5 separate regions of the Homo sapiens genome follow, and all the other regions are linked to region 1. A link is a loop called in an ENCODE intact Hi-C map of the cell type or tissue named here. Cell type or tissue: mammary epithelial cell. All regions are shown on one strand.

The links. Hi-C counts contacts between places; a loop is a spot of excess contacts. Peaks named below come from ENCODE experiments on the same cell type or tissue, not always from the same donor. Only the 100,000 strongest peaks of a DNase experiment are listed, where the experiment ranks them.
Region 2: it touches region 1 in a loop (4-fold over the local background); 6 of 110 quality-filtered maps call a loop at or near these places.
Region 3: a loop joins it to region 1, with 6 times the contacts of the local background. A loop is called at or near these places in 33 of 110 quality-filtered maps.
Region 4: it touches region 1 in a loop (4-fold over the local background); 7 of 110 quality-filtered maps call a loop at or near these places.
Region 5: a loop joins it to region 1, with 6 times the contacts of the local background. A loop is called at or near these places in 6 of 110 quality-filtered maps.

What each region holds. Positions count from the first base shown.
Region 1 is chr2:70,614,844-70,619,843 of GRCh38, reverse strand. No RefSeq gene overlaps it. Among named protein-coding and RNA genes, the nearest start is that of TGFA, 64 kb to the right of the region's middle. In mammary epithelial cell, CTCF peaks have their summits at 2,065 (motif pointing right) and 4,413 (motif pointing right); DNase peaks (open chromatin) are centred at 2,083 and 3,453; H3K27ac peaks cover 1,007 bases.
Region 2 is chr2:70,327,028-70,332,027 of GRCh38, reverse strand. No RefSeq gene overlaps it. Among named protein-coding and RNA genes, the nearest start is that of FAM136A, 27 kb to the right of the region's middle. RefSeq lists a silencer at 1,917-2,211. In mammary epithelial cell, no CTCF peak of the experiment used is centred here; a DNase peak (open chromatin) is centred at 2,877; H3K27ac peaks cover 1,513 bases.
Region 3 is chr2:70,538,975-70,543,974 of GRCh38, reverse strand. All of the region lies in intron 1 of TGFA (transforming growth factor alpha), which reads left to right. Among named protein-coding and RNA genes, the nearest start is that of TGFA, 12 kb to the left of the region's middle. In mammary epithelial cell, no CTCF peak of the experiment used is centred here; a DNase peak (open chromatin) is centred at 2,144; H3K27ac peaks cover 2,893 bases.
Region 4 is chr2:70,495,251-70,500,250 of GRCh38, reverse strand. The region is part of intron 2 of TGFA (transforming growth factor alpha); the gene reads left to right. Among named protein-coding and RNA genes, the nearest start is that of TGFA-IT1, 16 kb to the right of the region's middle. In mammary epithelial cell, CTCF peaks have their summits at 1,958 and 3,202; no DNase peak of the experiment used is centred here.
Region 5 is chr2:70,481,646-70,486,645 of GRCh38, reverse strand. All of the region lies in intron 2 of TGFA (transforming growth factor alpha), which reads left to right. Among named protein-coding and RNA genes, the nearest start is that of TGFA-IT1, 2.5 kb to the right of the region's middle. In mammary epithelial cell, no CTCF peak of the experiment used is centred here; no DNase peak of the experiment used is centred here.

The sequences.
Region 1 (5,000 bases):
TCCTGCAAGCTCTCCTCCTCTCAGCTGACGAATTTGCTTTCAGTTTCACTGACAAAATTAAAAGAAACATTCCATCATCTCTCACTCTGTGTCTACTCCTTGCCTTCCATCTTATTCCTTGGATGAGTGGATCCTGATCCTAGCAGAGGACGACACCCTCATTTGTCCATCAGATCCCAGCCTCTCTCCTATACTCAAGGGCCTCACATAGCATTTCTCCCTCTCCCTCTTATCACAAACTTTCTCCTGTTAGCTGCATCATTCCCATCAGCAAATAAACATTTATATCCTTCTCCTATTAAAAAAATGCCAAATATTGTTTTCACATCTCCCTTTAGCTATTTCCCCATTTACTTTTCTCATTTACAGCAACGTTTCTCAGAAAAGTTGCCTGTACTCACACTCTTACCACTTTTTCTTGAACTCAATCCAACTGGACTAAACTCAACCCTCTAGTTCACCAAAACTGCTCTTGGGGAGATTATCAGTGACTTCTTAGTTGCTAAATCTGTGTTCAAACCTCAATTCTCACTTTACTTGACCACACATCTCAGTTCGCCCAGAACATCCCTAGCTTATTGTTGTCCTGCCAAAGTTGGGTGCCCTTTTTCGACTTTAAAAGTGCCATACTTTGTATAGTAAAGTATATGGTCACTCTCTTATCTGTAGCATTTGATACTTTGGGTCCTGCTGTCTTCTTTAACATTCTTTCTTCATTTGATCTCTGAACACCACTCTCCTGGTGTTCTTCCTCCATTACTGGCTACAAGACCTTATAAATCTGCCCTTCACCCCCATTACCTGTATGATCTCATCTGCTAGTACAATAGGGTGATTATTAGATTAATGTGTTTGTCAGCTATTGCTATAATAATGCTGCATAACAAATGGTCTTACAATTTCAGTGACTTACAACCCTGATAATTTATTTCCATGCTCCTAGGTCTATAGATTGGCTGTGATTTGGGGTGGGGTAGGCTGGGCCAGACCGGACTCCCAGCTTCTGGTTGGACTCAAGACTGCTCCACATGTCCAGGTTGAAAGGGCCCCACTCACTCTACTCTAGGACTGGCTCCCTGCTCCTCCTTAGGATGCCAGGAACACTCCCTCCTTAGCACCTTTCCATTGCTGTGCCCTCTGACTTGTGCAGTTTGCCCTCCGATATCTGCACGGCTCACTTCCTCACCTTCTGAATGAATTGATTCAGAGATTAATTTATTTGTGTACAGGTTGGCTACTCTCAATGTTTGGCTATTCATCTATTGTCTAGCAATCATTAGCTACTTACTTAGTGGATTATGCCTGTGTTGACAGTTCTACTCTCAACTTCATAACCTCTTTAGGGCTGGTAGCACACCAAAAAATGTTTTGAAGCCAACAAATTCGACATTGATGAAAATTAATGCAAGCATAATTTATTGCTGTGCCAAATCCAGTGTAGACATTTTCAATTGGTGAACACAGCTTAATTAAGAGATATTTATATGTTAAATAGAATTAGATAAAACGTAGGTCCCGACTGAAGTACAATTTATAAATCTGCCATTGTTATTGCAAGATTATTAGCTGCAAAAAGCAACCTCTGCTCCTTTCTAAACTTTCCAGGTATACTACATCGCACAGGCCTATATTTGTGTATTTTACTTTCCCATAATGGTTATGTTGGACTTTATTGCCATTTATAGAAATGGAGGTGGGTCTAATAATTTTTTTGAGGTGGAGTCTTGCTCTGTCTCCCAGGCTGGAGTGCAGTGGCACGATCTCGGCTCACCACAACCTCTGCCTCCCAGGTTCAAGTGATTCTCCTGCCTCAGCCTCCCAAGTAGCTGGGATTACAGGCATGCGCCACCACGCCCAACTGATTAGTAGAGACAGGGTTTCACCATGTTGGCCATGCTGGTCTCGAACTCCTGACCTCAGGTGATCCGCCCACCTCAGCCTCCTAGAGTTCTGGGGTTACAGGCGTGAGCCACCGCACCTGGCCAATTGTCTTAAATTCTGTTCCTGCAGACACTTGCACGTGGGCTTGCAAATCACAGAAAATACACCCTGGTGCCAGCAGGTGGCACCCTCCTCATGCCCAGCCAGGCTCCTCCCAGGAACTGCATTCTGGAGTCCAGGGAGCTTTGGTTTGGGAAATATTTGCCAGGGTTTCTGGTTATGGTCTTTCCCCAACAGGCACCTGTTTGACTGGCATTTCCTGGCATGCACCCATCTTAGCATATTTCTTTGTCGGTAGAGTTTGGCTTGAAGGGAGGTTTCAGTAATTGATTACCTCACACCACCAGGTAAGTTCAGACTTCCTTAGCTTAGAAACCAAACTACACAGAGTGGTGAAAATAAACACGGTCTTGAGTAACTCAACATGGATATTGCTGTTATACTAATAGGGTGTTAATTAGTAAAGAGTGCTTAACTTTTTTACTGCCAATCTAAACAAGCTGGCTATGTTTTTGGCTGTGGGCCCTACAACTGCATCTCAAAGTGCTTTGCAAACATTAATTAAATCCTTCAGTGCACATCCAAGTAGTAGGTATCATCAAACCCTTTTCCAAGATGTGGAAAACAGATTCCCTAAGCCAGTCCTTGCTTAAGGTTAGGCCCAAACTGGGACTGGGTTTAGAATGTTGTGAACAGTTCTGACACTCTCTGCGCCCAGTTCCCTGGAGTGTTCCAGCAAGTCAGCCTTTCAGCCAGACCATGGACGCCTTTTTCTTTGCCAACAACTGCAGGGTCTGAATTTTTCCAGGCTGAGGTTGATTCCTTCTACCCTGTTTGTCCTTATTGATACATTATAACCTGTCACCTCCCTGTCACTTAATTTCTGTTTTAGCAACTGTGATCTTCAAGATGGTGGCTCACAACCTTTGATGCACAGACTTAGGCTGGCTGGATGCAACATTTCTCAGGAAATGCCAAGCACCATGCCACAGTCATCTGAGGTCCTCTCTGAAAAGATACACTTTATCTTTCTGTCATGGTGGGACCCAGGTTCTGGGCCACAGGACTTGGTGGGCTAAAAACACTCACGCCCTATGAGGAGTAAAGGGCTTCTTCCCTGAGTCTTCTATTTCCAGAGTGTTCCTCTCTTCCTTGAAGATGCAGGAGAACAAAACGCACAGGGCACCCAGAAGCGAGGAGTGCCCCCATGCATTCCATGCTGGTGTGTCCAAGGTGCACTGTTTATGCTCTGCCCTGCTTGGGGAGCAGTGGCTCCCAGGCAGGCTGGGCCGGTATCACAGCGAAGCGGGTGGGACCCCCTGTCATCCCCAGAGGCTGGCCTGGCTCTCAGGAGTGAGCCCTGTGGAGTATCAGGCTCAGCGCTTCCATTCTGTCTACCTTGGACACGTGCTGTGGTTATAAACCAAGGTTGCAACACTCCCTGAGCTTTACTACCTGCCTTCTAGATGTGAGGTCAGGCTGACCTGTCAAGCTGTGACAGGCACCTGGGAGCAGGTTACTCACTCCACTCTGCTGAGTTAGGAGAATATTCCCAGAAGAGGTTTCACACCAGATGAATTGTCTGAACTCCGGATGTGGCTAGCCATAAGTGGCTCACACCTGGTGGCTCCTCCAGAAAAGCTCTCCAGGAGGAACCCTGCTGCCCTTAGTGAGCTGAGCAAGGGGGTGTTCCAAGGGAAACCTGACCTCCAGCCAGATACCCTGCAAGGGCTACCTAACTGCAATAGGAGGTTCTCCTGCAAAGACAGCTAGAGGGGCTGCTGTTAGCTTCCTGTCACCTGCTTTCCTTGCTTTCTTTACTTTCCAAGGCAGAGAAGAACTCCACAAGTAATTAACCCTTTACAAACTGAGTCACCGGACTTGGGCTATACAGGACTAGAGGGTTTAGTTGAAGAAGTTCACGTTGTAAAAATAGTGCTTTATGGATCTCTGGAACCTTTGGTAGTACTGTATATGGATTTCCTGAACCATCAGCAGAACACACAGTTAGGCAAGAGGCTCCTGGGGTGCTTCCAGCCTCTGGATCTCCTAGCCTTGCTAGAGATGTGAGGTCATTGGCACACACTGTGTCTATCTAAGCAAAGGCTGGACTGGAGTTTACAGTATGAATTATTGAGTGGGACTCATTTGTGGGTGCAATAAACTGAATGTTTATGTTCCCCTAAATTCATATATTGACAACCTAACCCCCAGTGTAATGATATTGGGAGGTGGGGTCTTTGTGAGGTGATTCAGTCCTGAGGATGGAGGCTGACAGTATTAGTACCTTTATAAGAGACTCCAGAGGGCTCTCTGCCTCCTCCTGCCATGTGAGGACAAAGCTAGAAGACATCCGTCTTTGGGCCAGGAAGCAGGTCCTCACCAGACACCAAATCTGCCAGCATCTTGATCTGGGACTTCCAGCTTCCAGGAGTGTGAGAACCAATTTCTGTTGCTGATAGGCCATCCAGACGGTGGCACTCTGTTACAGCAGCCTCTACAGACCAAGACAGTTAAGGTCTTTGGCCACCAGCTTAATGGCCAGACACCTTCCTCTTACACAAAGGAAGAGCAAGTTTTGGCAATATTGTGCTGTTACATGGTGGTCCCCTAACTACTCCTGGAGTGGGGGGTTCTGGGAGTGCTATACAGAGGGGTGGAATATTCTATTCTGCTAATGTGTGTTCAGCCAAAAGGAAGAAGGAAGGAGGGGAAAGAGAAGTAGGAAAGGAAAAAAGCTCCTAGAATTTGGTTAAGTCACAATGTTACAATCCCGAGGGTGCCAACCTTAAGATGGCAACTGATGAAGACAATGACGACTTTGGGGACAGTTCCTAGGACATATGTAGCCATCTGGGTGGGAGGTATGGATTTACAGTCAAACCTACTTTATACCACAATGCACAATACAGACCACGACTACATGCCTGACTAAAAAATGTTTTCAAACACATGCTTTCAAGACACTAAGGAACGTCTCTAAAGGCCCCAAACAAACAGGGTGGGAATCCAGAGAGGTGAGTGAGAAACAGTCAGTGGTAGGCCCAGGGACTTATGGC
Region 2 (5,000 bases), 290 kb after region 1:
GTTCTTTTTGAGACAAAGTCTCACTCTGTTGTCCAGGCTGGAGTGCAGTGGCGCAATCTCAGCTCACTGCAACCTCTGCCTCCTGGGTTCAAGTGATTCTCATGCCTCAGCCTCTCAAGTAGCTGAGATTACACGTGCATACCACCTCGCCTGGCTAATTTTTGCGTTTTTAGCAGAGATGGGGTTTCACCATCTTGGCCAGGCTGGGCTCAAACATCTGACCTCAAGTGATCTCCCCACCTCGGCCTCCCAAAGTGCTGGGATTACAGGCATGAGCCACTGCCCCCAGCCTCTTTTTCTTAAATTATATTATCCATAAATTCAGTGCAATCCCAATCAAAATCACAATTTTTATAAAACTTCATGAACATAAAGCATTAGCCCAGAATCTACCCCATGGGACCCAGGGACTTCAGCCATCAGCACAGGGGGCTCTTTTTCCCATAATGTTCACATTTATCAAAGTAATGCAGTCGTTAAGAAAATAAGGCAAAATATTTTAAAAGTAGAAAGAGGAACACAGTTTCACCCACTTCCACCTTCAAAACAACTTTGCAAACGTGGCAGTGTATCTCCCTTCAAATGTTTATAAAATCTGCAAGTTTGCTCTAACATAGAACAATGCCATCAAATATATTTGGTGGTCCTAAAAGTCACACCGTGAGGACAGGCACCCAGAGCACAGTTGCATTTAGAATAAACTCCAAGCTCCTTCACGCAGCCTGCAGGCCGGTATGGTCTGGCCCTGCCTCTGTTCCCGGTCTCATCTCCCGACCCCACTGGCCTCTCTGCCCCTCAGGCAGACGGTTTTTTCAGTCCTGGAAGGCACCCAGCCCTGTCCATCTTGGTGACCCCAGGTGGGCCATTCTGCTCCTAATGTGCTTTGGGCGCCCCTGCAGCCTGGTTCACATCCTTTCACAATTCAAAGCTTGGTTCTGGGGCCTCTCCTGGCTTCCCCCATCCCCATCTCAGTTAAAGCCCCTCTGTTATTCTCTTTCACAGCCCTCTACCTTTTCTGAATAATACGTCCCCCAATTTATAATGATACACTTTGCTTATCTATTTGGCATCTGTGTCCCCCACTGGAGGGATATGGGCAGGGTGACATGTGTTTTGCTCCTCTCTGGTGCTCCCCTCCTTGGTGTTCTTTTGTTCACATCTCCCTGTTTCATCTGCTCCAGCCCAACTTGTTCCCAGTCCCATCAGCTTCCAACCTCATGGTTCAAATCCAATGTATAGTCTCTCTTTGCAACCCCCAAATAGTGTCTCCAGCTGTGAATTCTGTTTCTCTCCTCTAATAGGGGGCAGTCTCCTCCCTGCTTTTTTTTTTTTTTTTTTTTGCTTCAGCTGGGAGGTGAGCAGCCCCATCTGTTCCCACCCAGGCTGGCCCTAAGCAGCAGTCTCTACACTGCCGCCGAAGAAGTTCCTGCAGACTTCTCCCCGCCCCTAGAATCAAACACATCCACTAACATCAAGCTTGAGCCACAAAGTTCCAGAGGTACCTCTGGGTTGCTGGGAGGAGCAGCAGTAACTTAATGCTGGTGTCTGGGGTGCAGAGGAGAGAGGGCCCCACTCTGAGCTCACAGAGTGCTGGAGGTTCAGGCTGTGGAACACCGGAACACAGATGTTCCCCAGGAGCCTAGATGCCCACTCAAACCTTCTTAGGCACTTTTGAATCTTCTTTTTTTTTTTTCTTTTTGAGACGGAGTCTCGCTCTGTCAACCAGGCTGGAGTGCAGTGGCGCTATCTCGGATCACTGCAAGCTCCGCCTCCCAGGTTCACGCCATTCTCCTGCCTCTGCCTCCCGAGTAGATGGGACTACAGGCGCTCACCACCACGCCCGGCTATTTTTTGTATTTTTAGTAGACACAGAGTTTCACCGTGTTAGCCAGGATGGTCTCGATCTCCTGACCTCGTGATCCGCCCGCCTCGGCCTCCCAAAGTGCTGGGATTACAGGCGTGAGCCACCGCGCCCAGCCGGCACTTTTGAATCTTTACAGGTCCCACCATCTTGGGTGAGGCAAAGTACAGTTTACCTTCATTATTCACAGTAGTTATGTTCTATAAAGCTGGCTGGAGGCCAAGGGCAGTGGCTCACGCCTATAATAGCAGTACTTTGGAAGGCTGAAGTGGAAGGATCATTTGAGGCCGGGAATTTGAAAGCAGCCTGGGCAACATATTGAGACCGCATCTACACAAAAGAAAATTTGTTTTAATTGGGCAGGCATAGTGGCCCATGCCAGTAGTCACAGCTGCTCAGGAAGCTGAAGCAGGAGGATCTCTTGAGCCCAGGAGTTCAAGGTTACCGTGAGCTATGATCACACCACTGCACTCTAGCCTGGGCAACAGAACAAGACTGTCTCTAAAAAAAACAAAAGCTCAACCAAGAGCGTCTCTGATATTTAAATAACGATTGTAGAGAACTTTATAGTTCTTAACACATTTGCATGCATGTGTGTGTGTGTGTGTACACATATATGGCTAAATTAACAGCAGATCCTCAAGACTAACCACAGTAAACAAATTGCCATGATGCCTTTTCCATGAGAACTGCTTTGTACACCCTGGCAATCCATCAGAACAGAAGCCAAAGCCCCAGTGTGCCCTTTTGTACTCTGTACTCCAGCTCACCTGCTGCTTCCCAGCTCACCTGTTTTCCCAAAGTTACAGACAGAGGACAGACAACATTGTTAAACTCTAGAGTGATTCCCATGGGCAGGGCAGGGCAGCGGGAGTGAGTAGGAGGGTGTTTTCTTCAAGTTGAAGGAGAGGAAAGAAAAAATATCCAGCTGTAGCAATCAGATTGTCGGCACCAAAGACAGAGTGACTCAGGGCAGGTCCTTGGCAAGCAGGCACTGAGCCAGGCTGGGCCCACACCCTGGAGAATGAGAATAGCATTCTGTGATCAAAGTGGGAAGGAATGCATCCATTCCGGAAACCAGGTGAGGCAGGGTTGTCATTAAGACAATCTGGGCAGAGCTGTGATTACAGAGGGAGCAAGCTGACGGGATGAAAACGGAAATCCACAGCGCCTGCTCCCTGCTGAGCAGCCCAGCTTGCCCATGCTGCCCTTTGGTCCAGCTAATGTCTCTGGGCAGTGATAAGGCCTTAAGTATCTGTGGATAAAGCACCTGATAGTTAACTAAAAATAATAATAATTTCAAAGTTTTGTTGAGTGAGCTTTAGTATTATATGAACTATCAGTCCTCATTCTTTTTCTCATTAATTAGGATGGATGTTCTAACAAGAGAAATTTTATATAACTAAAGAAGACACTTTTTTTTTTTTTTGAGATGGAGCCTATGTCACCCAGGCTGGAGGGCAATGGCGCGATCTTGGCTCACTGCAACCTCTGCCTCCCGGGTTCAAGCGATTCTCCTGGCTCAGCCTCCCAAGTAGCTGGGACTACAGGCATGCGCCACCACACCTAGCTAATTTTTTTTATTTTTTATTTTTTATTTTTTGAGACCGAGTCTCGCTCTGTCGCCCAGGCTAGAGTGCAGTGGCGCGATCTCGGCTCACTGCAAGCTCCGCCTCCCGGGTTCACGCCATTCTCCTGCCTCAGCCTCCCGAGTAGCTGGGACTACAGGCGCCTGCCACCACACCCAGCTAATTTTTTTGTATTTTTAGTAGAGATGGGTTTCACCGTGTTAGCCAGGATGGTCTCCATCTCCTGACCTCGTGATCCGCCCGCCTCGGCCTCCCAAAGTGGTGGGATTACAGGCGTGAGCCACCGTGCCCGGACTAATTTTTGTATTTTTAATAGAGACGGGGTTTCACCATGTTGGCCAGGCTGGTGTCAAACTCCTGACCTCAAATGATCCGACCACCTCGGCCTCCCAAAGTGCTGGGATTACAGCTGTGAGCAAGAAGACACATTTATTAAAGAAAACTTAGAAACCCCTGTAAACATTCAGAAGAAAATTATAGTCATTTCTAATCCAATCACTCCTATGTGATGACCCTTAACAGTTGTGCTGTGATTCTTCAGATTTTCTTCTAGGCATGTATATATAACATTTGTTTCTTATTTTAAAAATAAATCATGATGCATAAACTATTTTGTTACTTGAGTTTTTTCACTCAATCAAATGTAACATACTTCTTTCTTACCAAAAAAAATTCTCCTACAGTGTGGTTCTTTGTGTCTGTGGGGTACTTCATTGCACGGTCCTTTTGTTAGTTATTTAATCTGTTTCCTGTTCTTACACGTTTAGTTGCTTCCAAACGTGGAATATTATAAATGCTGTACTATACATCCTAGTTCACATATCTTTCCAAACATGTCTGCTTATCTCCCTCCTTCAAGATGAATTGTTGGGTCAAGGAGTTTTCATGTATTTGTGGCTTATGATATTCACTGCTAAATGACCTTGCTCTACAGGCTAGTCGTACCATTTACATCACCACCGTGTAAACGGTCCTTTTTCCTCTCATCCTCGCCTGCAAAAGGTTTTGCCCTGCTAGCCAACGAGTTGAACTGTGTGATAGGAAGAACCGTGATTTGTTTTCTTTTTGATTTCTTAAATGTTTAGTGAAACTGAATATGATTTCATACATGCATTAGTTTCCTCAGGCTGCTCTAACAAAGTGTGACAAGCTGCGTGGCCTAAAACAACAGATATTGATGGTCTCACCTCTGAAGATGGTAGGGAAGGATCTGCTCCCGCCTCTCTCCTGGCTGCAGGTAGCCTCAGCTGTCCCTTGGCTTGCAGGGCTGTCTTCTCTCTGTGCCTCTTCACGTGTCTTCCCTCTGTGCCTGTCTGCCTCTGTCCAAATGTCCCCACTCTATAAGGACACCCAGTCACAATGGATTAGAGACCACTCTATGACCTCAGTTTAACTAGAATATAAATTAATCCAAGTGTACAGGCCCTATTTCCAAATAAGATCACAGTCTGAAGTACTAGGGGTTGGGACTTCAACATATCTTTTTAGGAGGACAAAGCCTTCTCCAACGATATGCTTATTAGCCATTCCTATTTCTTTTTCCTTTGGTG
Region 3 (5,000 bases), 76 kb after region 1:
CCTTTAAATTCTTGAAATAAACTCTTCTTGGCTATGTGGTATTATTCTCTGTATAAACTGCTAGATCTGCTCCATTATGAAGTATTTGGGGCTTTGTTTTCTTTTTTAGATTTTGATATCAATATTATGTCAGCTTTATAAAATAAATTTTAAAGCATCTCATCTTTTTTGTGTTCTGCTAGTTGAAGTATCAGGATAACCAACAATTTTGTGAAGGCTTGAAAGAAATTGCTAAGAAGCTTCTGGCCTGGTCCCTTTTTAGTGGTCAGTTCAAATTTTCTACTTTTTGAGTCAGTTTTGGTAATTACATATTTTCCTCACAATCTATTCAACTCAAATTTCTAAAATTTTAGCATAGATTTATAAATGAACTCCTTTTAATTAAAGAAACATTTTTTGTATCTGTGGCCCCAGTTAATGTAGTCTTTTTTTTTCTTTTTTTTTTTTTTGAGACAGAGTCTCGCTCTGTCGCCCAGGCTAGGGTGAAGTGGCGCAATCTCAGCTCACTGCAACCTCTGCCTCCTGAGTTCAAGCAATTCTCGTGCCTCAGCCTCCCAAGTAGCTGGGATTACAGCTGTGTACCATGCCCAGCTAATTTTTGTATTCTTTAGTAGAGATGGGGTTTTGCCATGTTGGCCAGGCTGGTCTCAAACTCCTGGACTCAAGAGATCCACCTGCCTCAGCCTCCCAAAGTGCTGGGATTACGGGCATGAGCCACCATGCCAGGCCTAGTAATATGACTTTAACAAATGTGAAATAAAGTAAGTATCAAGGCCCCCAAGATAAGACATATTTTAAAGTTTGTTTTTCTTGATGATATTTAGAGGGAAAAAACCCTTCTTTTATTTTTAAGTTTTCTTTTTATTTTTTTTAGGTGGAGTTTCACTCTTGTTACCCAGGCTGGAGTGCAATGGCGCAATCTTGGCTCACTGCAACCTCCACCTCCCGGGTTCAAGCGATTCTCCTGCTTCAGCCTCCCAAGTACCTGGGATTACAGGCGCCCGCCACTACGCCCGGCTAATTTTTGTATTTTTAGTAGAGATAGGGTTTCACCATGTTGGCCAGGCTGGTCTCGAACTCCTGACCTTAAATGATCTGCCCACCTCGGCCTCCCAAAGTGCAAATACCCTTCTTTTAAATAAAATTGAAGGAAAAGTTTCATAAGTAACAGTGTTCCCATAAGACCAGGTAAATAACCTTAGTTTGTCTGCATACGTGCATATACCACAGTTGTTATAGCAATGCCACTTCTGATTTGGAGAGTATATGACATTGTAATTTGTAGCTGAGGCTGCTGAGCAGCATCTTGATGCTTTGTTAAACTTTAAAAAGCTTGAAAACCTCCAAATACACCTTAAAAACCTCCAAATTTACCATTGTGTCCATTAGGTGCACAACCAATGCTTATATGAGAGAATTTATTGTTGGTTGGTTGATTTTGTTTATTTTCTGCTGTGTTTTTAAAATCAGCACTTCTAGGTTAAAATATTAGATTCTTACAATGAGACCGTATCTTCAGCTTGGGTTCCTTAGGGGCTTTAGTCTGAGTTTGAATGAGGTCAGTAAACAATTCTCCTAGGCGCTGAGAGGATAGATATACCTTTACTCGTTTTCATCATCTCTTGCCAGGTCTGAGGCATTCTCTTTGTAATTACTGTACTTCCAAGAGGCATAGGAGATTAACTGGCTAATAGTTCAGGTAATGTGGTCACACAAAAGTGGCTGAAGCTGATAAACAAGGTGTTTGCAATTACAGACTTTCCTCCCTTCCCTCTCCCAGTTCTTAGCAACTAACAAGGAAAACTCAAATTTATGATATATATTTTTTGGGGGGGTTGACAGAGCTTAAGATCTGTAACTTCCGCCATGGCAGCAGCCCTGAGGAATTGCCAAATGAATTATGGTGGCCATAACCTGTCCATCTTATTTGTCACCGAGCGCAGTTGGAAACTTTTGGCTGGAACCCTTCTCACCTCGGGATGGTTTCTGGGTTTTAAGTTTTGCAGTGGAGGATCGCATCATCAGGCCGGTCTGCGTGCTGTACACACTCCCTGCCAGCAAATTTCAACAATGACAGATGTTTTTTGCACATAGCAGACCTAGGGTGTTATAATTAGGGTTTCAGGGGATGAATCATAGGTCCCTGAACTGGAATGAAAGCAAGCCTGGGGCCTGAGCAGTTTTTAGGAATGTGAGGTAAACTCATAGATCACACAGATGGAGAATCCTTCTGGATCTGGACTCTCTCTGAATCTCATCAAGCACTCTCCTCCCCCAACAAAGAAAACCCTCAAAACAAGCACACCCCTGTGCTGGCCACAGCACCGGCCTCTTCTCATTCATAGAACACGTGCATCCTCTGCTGCCATCTCCCTGTGTGAGCTCTTCACGACACACTCCTTTTCCACCAGCCTCAGTTCAATCCTGCACATTGTTTTCCCAAAATGAAGCAGAAATCAGAATCTGCAAACAGCGTGTAAAAACACCCCCAGATTGACTCACCAGAGACATCCTCTTACTAGATTTAACTGCCAGGTGTCCTACCAGCCTTCTTTCTGGGCAAGGATACAGATATTTGTATAGTCATTTTTTTCCCTTCACAACATTGCTAGATTCTGTTTTAAAATCTGCTTTTCGCTTACAGTATATGGGGAAAATATTTCTGTGGCAAACATATAAATATATCTATAAACTATTAATTTTTAATGGCTAGGATATATTCTGTTATACAACTCTTATCACTTATTAATCCATCGCTATTGATGGAGATATAGATTGCTTTAAACTTTTAAATATTCAAACCTGAAATGAAAATTCTTGCCACTGAGTTATTATCAGCATTTTAAAATTATTTTCTATGGATGAATCATGAGAAATTGATCACTAGGTCAAAAGTTTCACACTTTTTTTGTCTCTTAATATATTTTGACAACAGAAAAGCTGTGCACGTTTATACTTCTATTGTTTATGTGTGAATGGTTGTGAATATTTTCATTCTCTAGACTTTGCTAATTCTGTTGGCAAAATGGTATCTCATTTTAATTTGTATTTCTTTGGTTTTCAGTAAGATTGAATGCTGCTTCATGGTTGAGTATTTAAATTTATTTTCTTGTGAGTTACCTGTTTGTATCCTTAGGCCCTGTTTTGGGTAGGTTAGTGATTTTATTATTGATTTGTAAGCAGTTTTTAAAAATACACACTGAAAATATTTTGTCATCTTGCCTTTTAAATTTATGTGAGTTGTATTTAGGTTTACTAAAAGTGTAATTTTTTTGTTTTTAACCTTAGGGACTAAAAATCTGTTCATAATCCCTTTATGATTTCTACTTTTGTGTAATACTTAGTCTTGGGGTAGAAATGATTTTCTGTGACTCTTTGATCTCTGATTTCCCCTCATACATTTATGTAGTTACCTTCAAATCTAAATTTTAATTCTTTGGGTGTGGATTTTGGTGTAAGATGTGGGGTAAACATCTAACTTGCCTTTTTGTCAAATAATGATCCAGTTATTCTAACATCATTTATTGAATAGTTTATTCTCCACTCACTGATCTCAAATCTCACTTTGTCACTTGATACATTCTTAGGAGTACTTGGGTCTGTCTGTCGAGTTTCTGTTCTGTTCCATTGATCTAAGGATCATGGCTATAATGAACCACTCTTATGAGTTGGAATGTGTTATTGCACTAGAAAATTAAGGCAGAAAATATTCAGGACCAAGAAGATAAAGTGTATTCCAGTGGATACCCATCACTTCTAACCCTCATAATGAGACCTTGACTTCCCTCCTACCTAGGTGATGTTGAAGGGAAGGATTACTTACCACGTTTCTCTCTCTGTTCTCTGGCCATTCTCTCACTTGGCCAGAGACTGGTGGGCACTGGGTCTTACTGTACTGAAAGGCATGGTGAACCTGCTTATCCTCTCTCCTATTGTTTCTGGAACTTAGTGTTTTATAAGAATTGGGCCGGGTCATGAGGCAGGCCTGCAATCCTCCACATTCTGGTGAACTGAGACTGTCTATTTTCATGTCCCCTTCTCAAATGGGAGTACTAGTGTAGAGTATGCCATGGCATATGTGGAACCACAGACCACACCTGGCACGGGAACAACTAGAGAATGAAAAAGGAACTTAAGTGGCAAGTCATAACATTGTTTTCTATATTAAAACAAACTTAGATGTGTTAATGAATAGGATGCAAGATTGAAATATCAAGGTTGTCTGGCTGTGGTGTCTCATACCTGTAATCCCAGCACTTTGGGAGGCCGAGGCGGGCAGATCACTTGAGGTCAGGAGTTCAAGACCAGCCTGGCCAACATGTTGAAACCCCAACTCTACTAAAAATATAAAAATTAGCTGGGCATAATGGCAGGTGCCTGTAATCCCAGCTACTTGAGAAGCTGAGACAGGAGAATCGCTTGAACCTAGGAGGCGGAGGTTGCAGTGTGCTGAGATTGTGCCACTTCACTCCAGCCTGGGCGACAGAGTGAGACTCCACCTCAAACAAACAAACAAAAATATCAAAGTTAATTTTTAGGATAAAAGATAAGGCTTTATGTAAATTGTGATTTTTTTTTCTTCCATTGGATTGCTTCAGGCTGTGTTCCCAGACTAGAGGGATAGGTATGAGTTCCCTCTCTCTGCCATTTTACGGGGGTTTTGATGGAAAAGTTTGAGAAGTATAGGCATACCTCAGAGATACAGCAGGCCCAGCTCCGGGCCACCACAATAAAGCAGATATCACAATAAAGTGAGTCACATGAACTTTTTGGTTTCCCGGTGCATATAAAAGTTATGTTTACACTATACTGTGTTCTATTAAGTGTGCAATAGCATTATGCCTAAACAAATTACATACCTTAATTAAAAATACTGTATTGTTTAAAATGCTAACAATTATCTAAGCCTTCAGCAAATCATAATCTTTGTTGGTGAAGGATATCACCTTGATGTCGTTGGCTGCTGACTGATCAGGGTTGTGGTTGCTGAAGGTTAGGGT
Region 4 (5,000 bases), 120 kb after region 1:
CCACTTGCATGTGGTACCTCCTTGAAGAGGATATCCCGAGAAGCCTCTGGCAGCTCTGTCTAGAACTGCATCGTCCAATATGGCAGCCACATGCAGCTGTGGAGTGCTTGACACATGGCTAGTTCCAATGGAGATGTGTTGAAAATAGATACCATATACCATATAGTGAAGACTTAGTACATTAAAACTGAATATCTTATCGATAAATGTTTGTATTGCTTGTTTATTGAAGTAACACTATTTTGACCTTATTTGGTTAAATTAAATACATTATTCAAATCAATTTCACCTTTTTATCCTAAAGGTGGCTACTAGAATATATAGAATTACTTATGCGGCTTATGTTTATTTCACAGTTTTAGAACCTTGCGACACATTTGTTTTCACTCACATCCTTTCCTTCAATCCTGGGTTTCTCCCTAAACGCCAGCCCCAGGGTCATCCTTCCTCAGTCTCACCCCAATATTGTGCTGCAGCCAGCTGTTGAGTGCTTTCTCATGTCCCTGTACTTGTGAAAATGCTCTGCATACGGATGAACCCCTAGTGCAATGTCTGACACAATAGATACAAAATAAAAGTTGAGTAAATAAGTGAATACTAGCTCTCTGTAGCTCACCTATTTCTTTATAAAGAAACGAAGTACAGAAAGTTAATATGGCATCGAGGTTACTTCTAAAAGTGTGGACCATAGGCTGTTGGCATAAGAATCACCCAGAACGCTTGTAAAAATTAAGATTTACTCCAGACTAAAAGGTTCAGTCAGGAGATGTTAGGTTATGCTGCAGTGACAAAATTTCACTGGCTTAACAGCAGGTTTAACTCTCGGTCACTCTGTGTCCACTGCGGGCCCTGGGATACTCCCCAGGAAAACTGATAGTTCAGGTTAGACCTCCATATCAGCAAGTGGGATCCATCAGCAAGCTGGGTACTCCCGCCTAGTTATGCGTTACTTGTCAGTGCTCACATTTCATTCTCTGAAACAACTCATATGGCCATACCTAGCTCCAAGGAGACCGGGAAGGCCTCTATATACCTAGAAATAGAGGTGAGTGTACACTGGTAAGCAATGGGAATGTCTGCTTCATAGGCCAAATGCAAATCTCAGAGGTAGGGCCTGGGGATCTGCATTTTTAACTCCCCTAGTGATTCATATTCACTGTAAGTTTGAGGACCATTGAGTAGAACTAGAGTTCTCAACTATGGCTGCACGTTAGAATTACCTGGGGAGTTTTAAAAACACTAGTGTCCTGGCCCCACCCCAGAGATTCTAATTTACAGGGCCTGGGGATGGCATCCAGGCATCAGTAATTTTTAAAACCTCCCCCAGAGATTCTAGTATGCAGCCAGGGTTGAAAACCACAAGTGTAGGGGAAAAAGAGGGAAGGACTCTTGAATCCTGACTCTAACACAGACCGAATCTGGTTTTGCATGTCTGTTGAAGGCAGTAAAGATCAAATGAATGTGAAAGCATTTGTCAACTATAATATAGAACAAATACTGGCCATTATACACTGGCAGGTGTGGACTTTTATGCAAACTAGATCTGTGCAAGCTGTCATATATGTATGACATGATCTCACTGCCACACACAAAACCAGGAGAGGAGGGGCAGCATCCACCACACCTTTGCACCTGCCACCTTTTACAGTCAGTAAATGGGTGGTCCCTTCTACCTCCCCTCCCCTCCACTTAACTTGATGATAAAGGGGATAAAGAGAAGAAAAAACTCATTCCTTGTCTTGATTTTTTTCTCTCCAGCCTGTTCCAAAACCCTTAGCCCAAGCCCCGTTGCCCTTACTCTCTGTTAATCTGAAACTGGTGCCTCAAACCTCTGGTCCTCTGCAACCTCATCTCCTCCTCTTCCTGCAGCCTATTTCCCACCTGCCACCCTAGTCCCATGCCAGGAAAGGCAGGGCCCTGGGGGAGCCCCAAGCCTGCTGGCTGATGGTTTGAACAGCATAAGGAATCCATATTCTCAGAAAATTTGTGCCCAACATTGTCCCTGGTGGTATTGTTAAGAATGGCAGATTTAGCAGCACTCTGTTTAAGAGGTGAGGTATGCAATAGGTAAGACCAGCTTTTATGAGCTGCTCCAGCTCTTTCACCCACTTTTTGTAATATTCTGTTTCCTGTGGATTCTGAGATCTCACCAAATGATTTACAAACAAGCTCTTGGAATGCTACTGTTATGTAAACTGGAAATTGTACCAACAGTCAGTTTTCTTTGGTTATAAAAATACCACATTGGCTTTCTTCCATTGGCAGAGCTAAGAGTTAATGCTGGAATAAGCTGTTTTTAGTTATTTTTCCTCTTGTATCTAACAATTTTCAAGGCAGAACAATGCAAGAGTACCTCAAGTAAATAACTGTAACACCTTTTGTGAAAATACAGATTTGCGCATTTGATATGAATTAGCTTTAAAAAATGATGGAAAGAATTGCTTAGCCTGGATAGCTGTGACATAGGTTCTGTAAAATGATTCTTACTGGTCAGGCTGACATGGCCAAGGTTCTTGGCAGTGGAAGTTTTATGTCAAGCAGCAGATCACAGGCCACCACTGTCTTTTCAAAACCTGGAGGCCACTTTCTCTTATCCTACCCACCAGCCTGGCCCTCCTTTCTACAGCTGGTTCTTAATCAGAAGTTAGCAGGGCTGGGATGCAATGTGCCCAAAGGAGAAGATGCTCAAGGACCTCAGCTCCTTGTAGGCAGTGACCACTGGTGCAGGCTTTTCTTATTTCAGTGCCTCCCATATAGTAGGTGAAGAAAGTGCTTTTCATTATTTTGTGCATGGGGTTAGGTCTGGTTGTGGACCTTGGAGATTCACTGAATTGAACAGAAATGCTTAGCAATCTTAAAATGAGCCTCCTAAGTTAAGATCTATGTCATATACTTTGTTGCAAAGAAAATAGTTAAAAATGTGTGTAAGCTTCTGGTTTAAATGGCAAACCCAATACTGCATCTCTCATATCAACAGCTACAAGAACATACATAGTAACATACTCTCAGAGTAAAGTCCAAGCTCTCCATTGCCCTGCAGAGCTCTGCCGGGTGCAACACCCATTCCCACTCCATCTGTAGCTCATACGTCTTTCTTCCTTACTTTCTATGCTCCGGTTCCCTGGTCTCCTTTCTTTTTCCCAGATGTATCATGTCCTTCTCTAACTTCTAGGCTTTGCACTTGCTCCTCCTTCTGCCTGGAATGCTCTTTCCCCAGTTTTTCCAGTGGCTGACTCATTCATGTCCTTCGGGTCTCAGATGTGCTTCACCATTTCAGAGAAGTTTTCCCTGCATGGTGATTCTGGCAGTAGCTCTTCATCACATCTCTGTGCATTTCCTTAGTAGCACCCAGTGCTGTCTATAATGATTTCGTTTGTTTATTTACTTATTTGCCTGCCTCCCCCATTAGACTTAAGTTCCTTGAGGGCAGGGACCTTGTCTGTCTAGTTAATTAATGGATCCCCAGTACCCAGCACAGTGCATGACGCATACAAGACACTTGATATTTTGTTGAGTGAGTAAATGAATGAAGGAAGTAAAGAAGGAAGGAACACTATGCACCATACCAAGTGCTTTATATCACCCATTTTGCCTTTATAACATTCCCTATTGATTCATGGGGAAACTGAGCCCCAGAGAGTTTCAGTGACTTGCCCAAGGTCAGAATTAGTAAGTCACAAAGAGCCAATATTTGCTCTCAGGTTTGTCTGCCTATAAAGGTTTGTGCCAGAGTCAGGTCTGAGGTTATGGTTCAATATTAAGTTTTTGCCTCTTTCTGTATCTTCATAGGTATAATAGCATGAAGTATTCTGTTTTTTTTTCCCTGTGGCTCAAAATTTTTTGTCCATGGCCTTTGAAATAGGTCCTTTTCTGCTATTTTCTGCAAAAGAACTTGGTGGTAACAAGAAAGGGTTCTGGTAGAAGCATATTTTGGAGGGAGCTGTGGAGATCTGCCTTGAGTGTGAAGATTACGAATGACTCTTATTTGAGAAGCAATATGTGTCTTAAAGTCTCATTTTTAAAAAACAATAAAAATAATTTATGGCAGCAACTGGAAAGCAGTGTCCAAGCTTCAGATAACAGTGATACTGCTCTGGTAACACCACCTCCTTCCCCCAGTCTCGGGGCCTTCAGGTTCACACATGTGGGTATGGCAGCAGCTTTGCAGTATTCAGCTGAGATCTCCACGGCAGCCAGGCTCCTCAGTGCTCAGGAGCCTCTGGTTGGAAAAGAGATAAATCACTATTTCTACAAATTATATGAGTATATATCAAGGAAGCACGCACAAACTGCCACAAATGCCTATTAGAAATCTTAAAAGTAGCCAGTAGGGTGCAAGTAAGAAAACAGTCAGTAGTTTTCCTATAAACCATCAATAACCAATTAAAAATATACTGAGCAGGAGGGGAAAATGGGGAATTATTATACTATTCAAACGGTAGAATGTTCCAGTTATGCAAGATGAAAAACTTTATTGATCTGCTGTACAACATTGTGCTTATAGTTAATGATATTATACACTTAAAAGAATCTCCCTCAAATAACAATAATCATAGTAACAATAAAAAATATACTGGAGAGAATCACCTTCAAAATAGTTGTAAAATATAGACTATAGACCAAGTAGAAATAATCTTTAAAAGATGTGTCAGAATCTGTTTGAAGAATACCATAAAATTTCCTTTTAAGGTAATTTATTTGACTAATAGAGAGACCTGTGCCCCTGGGAAAGTAAAAGGTTATAGAACTGTTCTTCCCATTATTACTTTAGAAACCCAAGGCAGTTCTAGTTACTCTTTCCACAAGATTAGGATGAATAAGGGGGAACTTAACTAAATGATTCTAAAGTTCACCTTTAAGGCACAAGAAAATGCTCATGTAAAATGTGGAGGGATTTGTACCTCCAAATATTAATAAACATTAAAACACTGAAATAATTAAAACATTGCAACACTGGGACAAGAATAGACACATTCATGAGCCAGCATGGCAAGCTCCAA
Region 5 (5,000 bases), 130 kb after region 1:
ACAAAAAAACACAAAAAGTAGCCTGGTGTGGTAGCGCGCACCTGTAGTCCCAGCTACTTGGGAGGCAGAGGCAGGAGGATGACTTGAACCCAGGAGGCTGTGTTTGCCTCACTGCACTCCAGCCTGAACAACAAAGTGAGACCCTGTCTCAAAAAAAAAGACAAACAACAACAACAAACAAACAAAAAACACAAGAAATGAATAAAGGCAGGGGGTGCAATTATAAGGATCTTGTTGCAATTTGCTTAGATGTTTTTGAGAGACAGCTTTGGTGTTTGTGGTTGGGGTCTCATACAACCAAGAGGAGTATACCTTAGAGGTACTCAGACACGGATGGAAGGAGGCAAAATATCCTGCCTTTGTTCCCTGTACCCTTCGTCCCTTAAGGGCCACTGTGGAATAGGTCAGAATATTCATTGTTTCACCATCTAAGTCTACAGAGGTCATTTTTGCCATATTGGCTGGAGGCAAAATATAGACCTCCATCTGCAAGAAGAGTGTCACAAGTGGGTAGGTGAGGGAAAAGTCCACTCCAGTGGGCAGTAGAAAGCAATGACTTCCTGATGTAGCAGGCTAGGAAAAATATGTTCAGGGCACTGTAATTAAGATATATATTTTGTGAGCTTTTGCCTTTCAAATACTATCAGCTTGGCATTTGGGAGTGTAGAAGAGTCCTCGGTTCCAGGAGGAGGAAATATGATTGTGAATTGTGACTTCCTGCTGAAGGATACAGCGTTGCCCCTGATGTAGCCAATTAGTAAGTATCTGGTCTTTCTTGACTGTTCATCTGAGACTTGATGGAGAAGGGCCAACACAGCCAGCCACCAGAGTGGGGTGGTTGCCTGTATAAATGCAATATATGAATATAATTTCAGCTATAATGTCTTTGTAGCATACAAAGACAGGGAAGTAAGTAAGTACATGTTTGGCAAAAGAGCCACTGAGCTGATCAGTATGTCCCTAAGCTGAAATTGCAGGGAGGGAAAAAAGTCTCAAAATGGTCAAGCCAGATGCTATGGGAAGGGTAGCAGGGATGGTTTGAAAACTAAGCAGTGCTCGGTTCCTTTGGATTGATTCTCAGTCTTCAGAGGTGATCCTGGATTTATTTTCTAATTTCATAAAACACTAAAAGGGACTGTGCCAGCACTTTGGGAGGCCGAGGCAGGTGGATCATGAGGTCAGGAGTTCGAGACCAGCCTGGCCAACATGGTGAAACCCCATCTCTACTAAAAATACAAAAATTAGCCAGGCACGGTGGCGGGCACCTGTAATCCCAGCTACTCGGGAGGCTGAGGCAGAAGAATCACTTGAACCCAGGAGGCGGGGGTTGCAGTGAGCCAGATCGTGCCACTGCACTCTAGCCTGGGTGACAGGGCAAGAGTCTGTCTCAAAAAGAAAGGGGGGGGATGACTGTGAAGGTAGGCGTATCAATTTAGGAAGGGTGAGCTTGAGAGAAGAAGGAAGAGCGGTAAGGCTACAGAACACAGTATTGCTATAAACAAGACTTACCACCTTGGGTAACTACAGATTTATAGCTCACTTTGGGGGCAGTGAATAGATGAAACTTGGCATTTTAATTCAGTTTCTGCCTGTGGGCTTGTTGAGGAAATGTTTTTGGAAAACTGAAGCGAATCAATGGTTGCAGTGAGTTGAATGGGTGATTCCATGATCCTGTGGGCACTGGAGAATTGGTGACAAGGAATAGCATTATAAGAAGTCAGTTGAAGAACAGATCTTGTTCCGAATACATCAACTAGGGTTCTTTGGTTGCAACAATCAATTCCAACTAACTTGAACAAAAGCAACTTTGTTGGAAGGCTGTTGGGAGCACACAGAATCTGTGGGAAAGCTGGAGAATCACCCTTAGAACAGAACAGTAACCCAGATGACTCCAGGAAGCCAGGAATCAGGAATGGCAGATTCTATCTCAGAACAGAAACTCTGCTCAACATGCCACAGTTATAATGCATGAATTCCATCAGCATTATCTTTTTGTCTTTCTTATCAAGATTCATATTTGAGGTAAAGAGGATGGAAGGGTGGGTAGCACATCTGAACATGGTGATAAGCCAATGTAAACCTGTAGGGGAAGAGGTAATTCCCTAAAAGAAAACCTGAGTGCTGTTATGAAGTAAAGAAATGTTTGCCAGGCAGCCCCAAATAAACAAATAGGCTCAATAATGACATGGACAGTTGCTTCAAGAAAAAATAATCGGGATATCAAAAGTTAAATCATCATAGATCAATTCTGTAGATAGATGGTTGATCTAAGAAATTAATATTGTCTGGATCTTGATGACAAAGTAGTCATAAGGATAGAATGTGGTTTGGCAACAAACTTCAGATGGGTATATTTTCTGGAAATCTCAGCATGCTGCAAATTGAACACCTGAAGAATTCTTTACATACTTGTTGGTTATGTATTACTCAGAAGATAAAGAAGACAACAGGGACACCTGCTTCTGTGAATGCAGTCTTGATCAGAAAGGATAACAGGTTGATATCTATATGTGCTATAGAAGTGAGAGAAGGAAACACTAGGTAGAGTTCAATTTCAGGCAATCAGAGTGTCCAAAAATTCAGGGTAAAACCACATGTGATCCCACAAGCATGATTCTACAAGGGAATAAGGCCAGGCCAGTTGAGAGGCTCATAGAGTTCTGAGTTTGTAGTCAAAGGGTTCATGAGAAAGTAAAGGGGAGAGAGACTGTAAGGAACCCAAATGTGGCTGCAGAAGGAATTCTCTGATACATCATCTAGTAAGTTATGCAAGAACATCAAAAGAAGGATGTGTCCCAAGAGGTGACAAAGAATAGAATGGAAGAGCACTTTGTTGAGGGAACAAGCACGTTAGTGCCTCCTAGGTGGCAGGTGTTTATGAGAATGTCAGGAAAACTGAAGGACAGAAAGAACTAGAGTTGTGGCTATTGGCCACAAACCAATGGTTTTCTGAGGCTATCTTTGGGAGCAGACAGGTAAAAAAAGGAAGGAATAAGTCCATCTCTTGTGGCAGGTAGAAAAGGTTAGTGCAAAACCAGGAAAAGACTATTATTGACATAATTTTGCTTTTATATTTTCTGTCAAAAAGAATAAAACAAACATAGTAAATATGAAATAAAAGGTTGAGTGAGTATCCTAGTAAAAGACCCCTAATACCACAGATGAGTTTACTCATCACAGGTACAGATGAATTTTACTTCAATGTACTGAGAAACCTGTAGCAAAAATCACCCATCCCTGTTGGTGATTTTTAAGAAATAGCAGCAAATGTAAAAATTGCTCAGAGAATGGAAAAAGACAAATACATTTCTGACTTTAATGATGTAAAAATGCCTGAAGATTGTTTAGAATGTAGATTATAAAACTTGACACTCCCAGGAAAACATTAGACCAATTTATTACAGCAAATAAAGAATGAAAAGTCACAGCAGATTAACTTTACTTCTTTTTTAGTGTTGTAAGACTGATGAGGGAAATGCCACCAGCATAAGGCTGTATAAGAGGATACACGTTGAGTTCAACAAGGCACATGACAAAATCAAAATATTCAGTTGGACAAAATGGAGAAATATGAGTTACAAGAGTTCACAGTTGGCTAGTTGGTGAGAAGGAACAATGCCAGTGACCTCTTTAAATGAAGAGATCCCCAAACATACTCAACATGGGTTTACCTAGAAGCTTTTGGGAAGGGTAGGACGTTTTTAACTAGGTCATCTTCAGAAAACATTTGTTGATGTATTCGCATTGACCTAGAAGGGGGACTCCTGGGTGTGCCAGCAGGCTTTATCCTTCTTTCCTGTTGAGACTTTTATGAGCAAATCAAAGGAAGACATATAAGGAAAAGTTTATCAGATTTAGAGACAACACAGTGCCCAGAATGATAGCTGAAGTATTGGATGATAGAATAAAGACTCAAGAGAAAAAAAAAAAGTTTTGAGCCAGAACAATGGATCACAGCCAACCAACCAAGTTAAATTGAACAGTGACACATTTATAATAACAGTCAGTATTTAGGTTAAGAGTAATGATTTAATCAGGAAGATATGAGGCCAAATTTGACAGTAGTTTAAGTGGAGAAACAGCCAGAGGCCTTAGCTGACCACAAATTTATATAATCCAACAGCATTCCAGGACTGCTGGCAAAATTGATGGAGAACTAAGTTCTATCAATGTAGAAATCAGGTCATGGGAGGTGGTTTTCCTACTGTACTCTGTTCCTGTAACCTAGAGCTTTAGAGCTAGGACTCTGAGGTCACACTGCCTGTTTTTGGATTTCCCTTCTGCCTCTTCCTAGCCCTACATCTTTAGGCAAGGCTTTTAACCTCTCTAAACCTGTATTCCTCATCTGTAAAATGGATAGAATAATAGAACCTATATCACAGGGCTTTTATAAGAATTAACTTAGGTAGTACGTATAAAACTGTTAGCACAAAGGCCAACATCCAACGTATTTGGTAAATGTGTTTTGTTGTTGTTGTTGTCCCCATTACTCTATAGTAGACTATTTTAAGAAAGGCACTAAAAAAAAAAAAAATCAGAATTTTCCCTGAGGTGAGAGGTTTGCAGACTTTCTTGCTTAAAGAATACTTATAGAAACTCAAAGTGTATGTTATTTATTGCTATATGACAAATTAAAATTTAGTAGCTTAAAGCAATAAACATTTATTTTCCCACACAGGGTCTGAGAGGAATTCAGAAGTGGCTTTGCTGGGAGGTTCTGGGTCAGGGTCTCTCATTGAGGTTGCTGTCAAGATGGCAACTGGGGCTGCACTGTCATCTGAAGGCTTGAGTGGGGCTGAAGAATGGCTCACTTACAAGCTATTGTTGGGAGGCCTCAGTCTTTCCACATGGACCTCTCCATTGTGTGTCTCAATGACTTAGCAACTAGCTTCCTCCAGAGTGACCAATCCAAGAGAGAGAGACAAAGAGAACAAGGCAGAAGTTACAGTGCCTTTTATGACCTAGTCTCTGAAGTCACATCCCATTCATATTCTATTGGT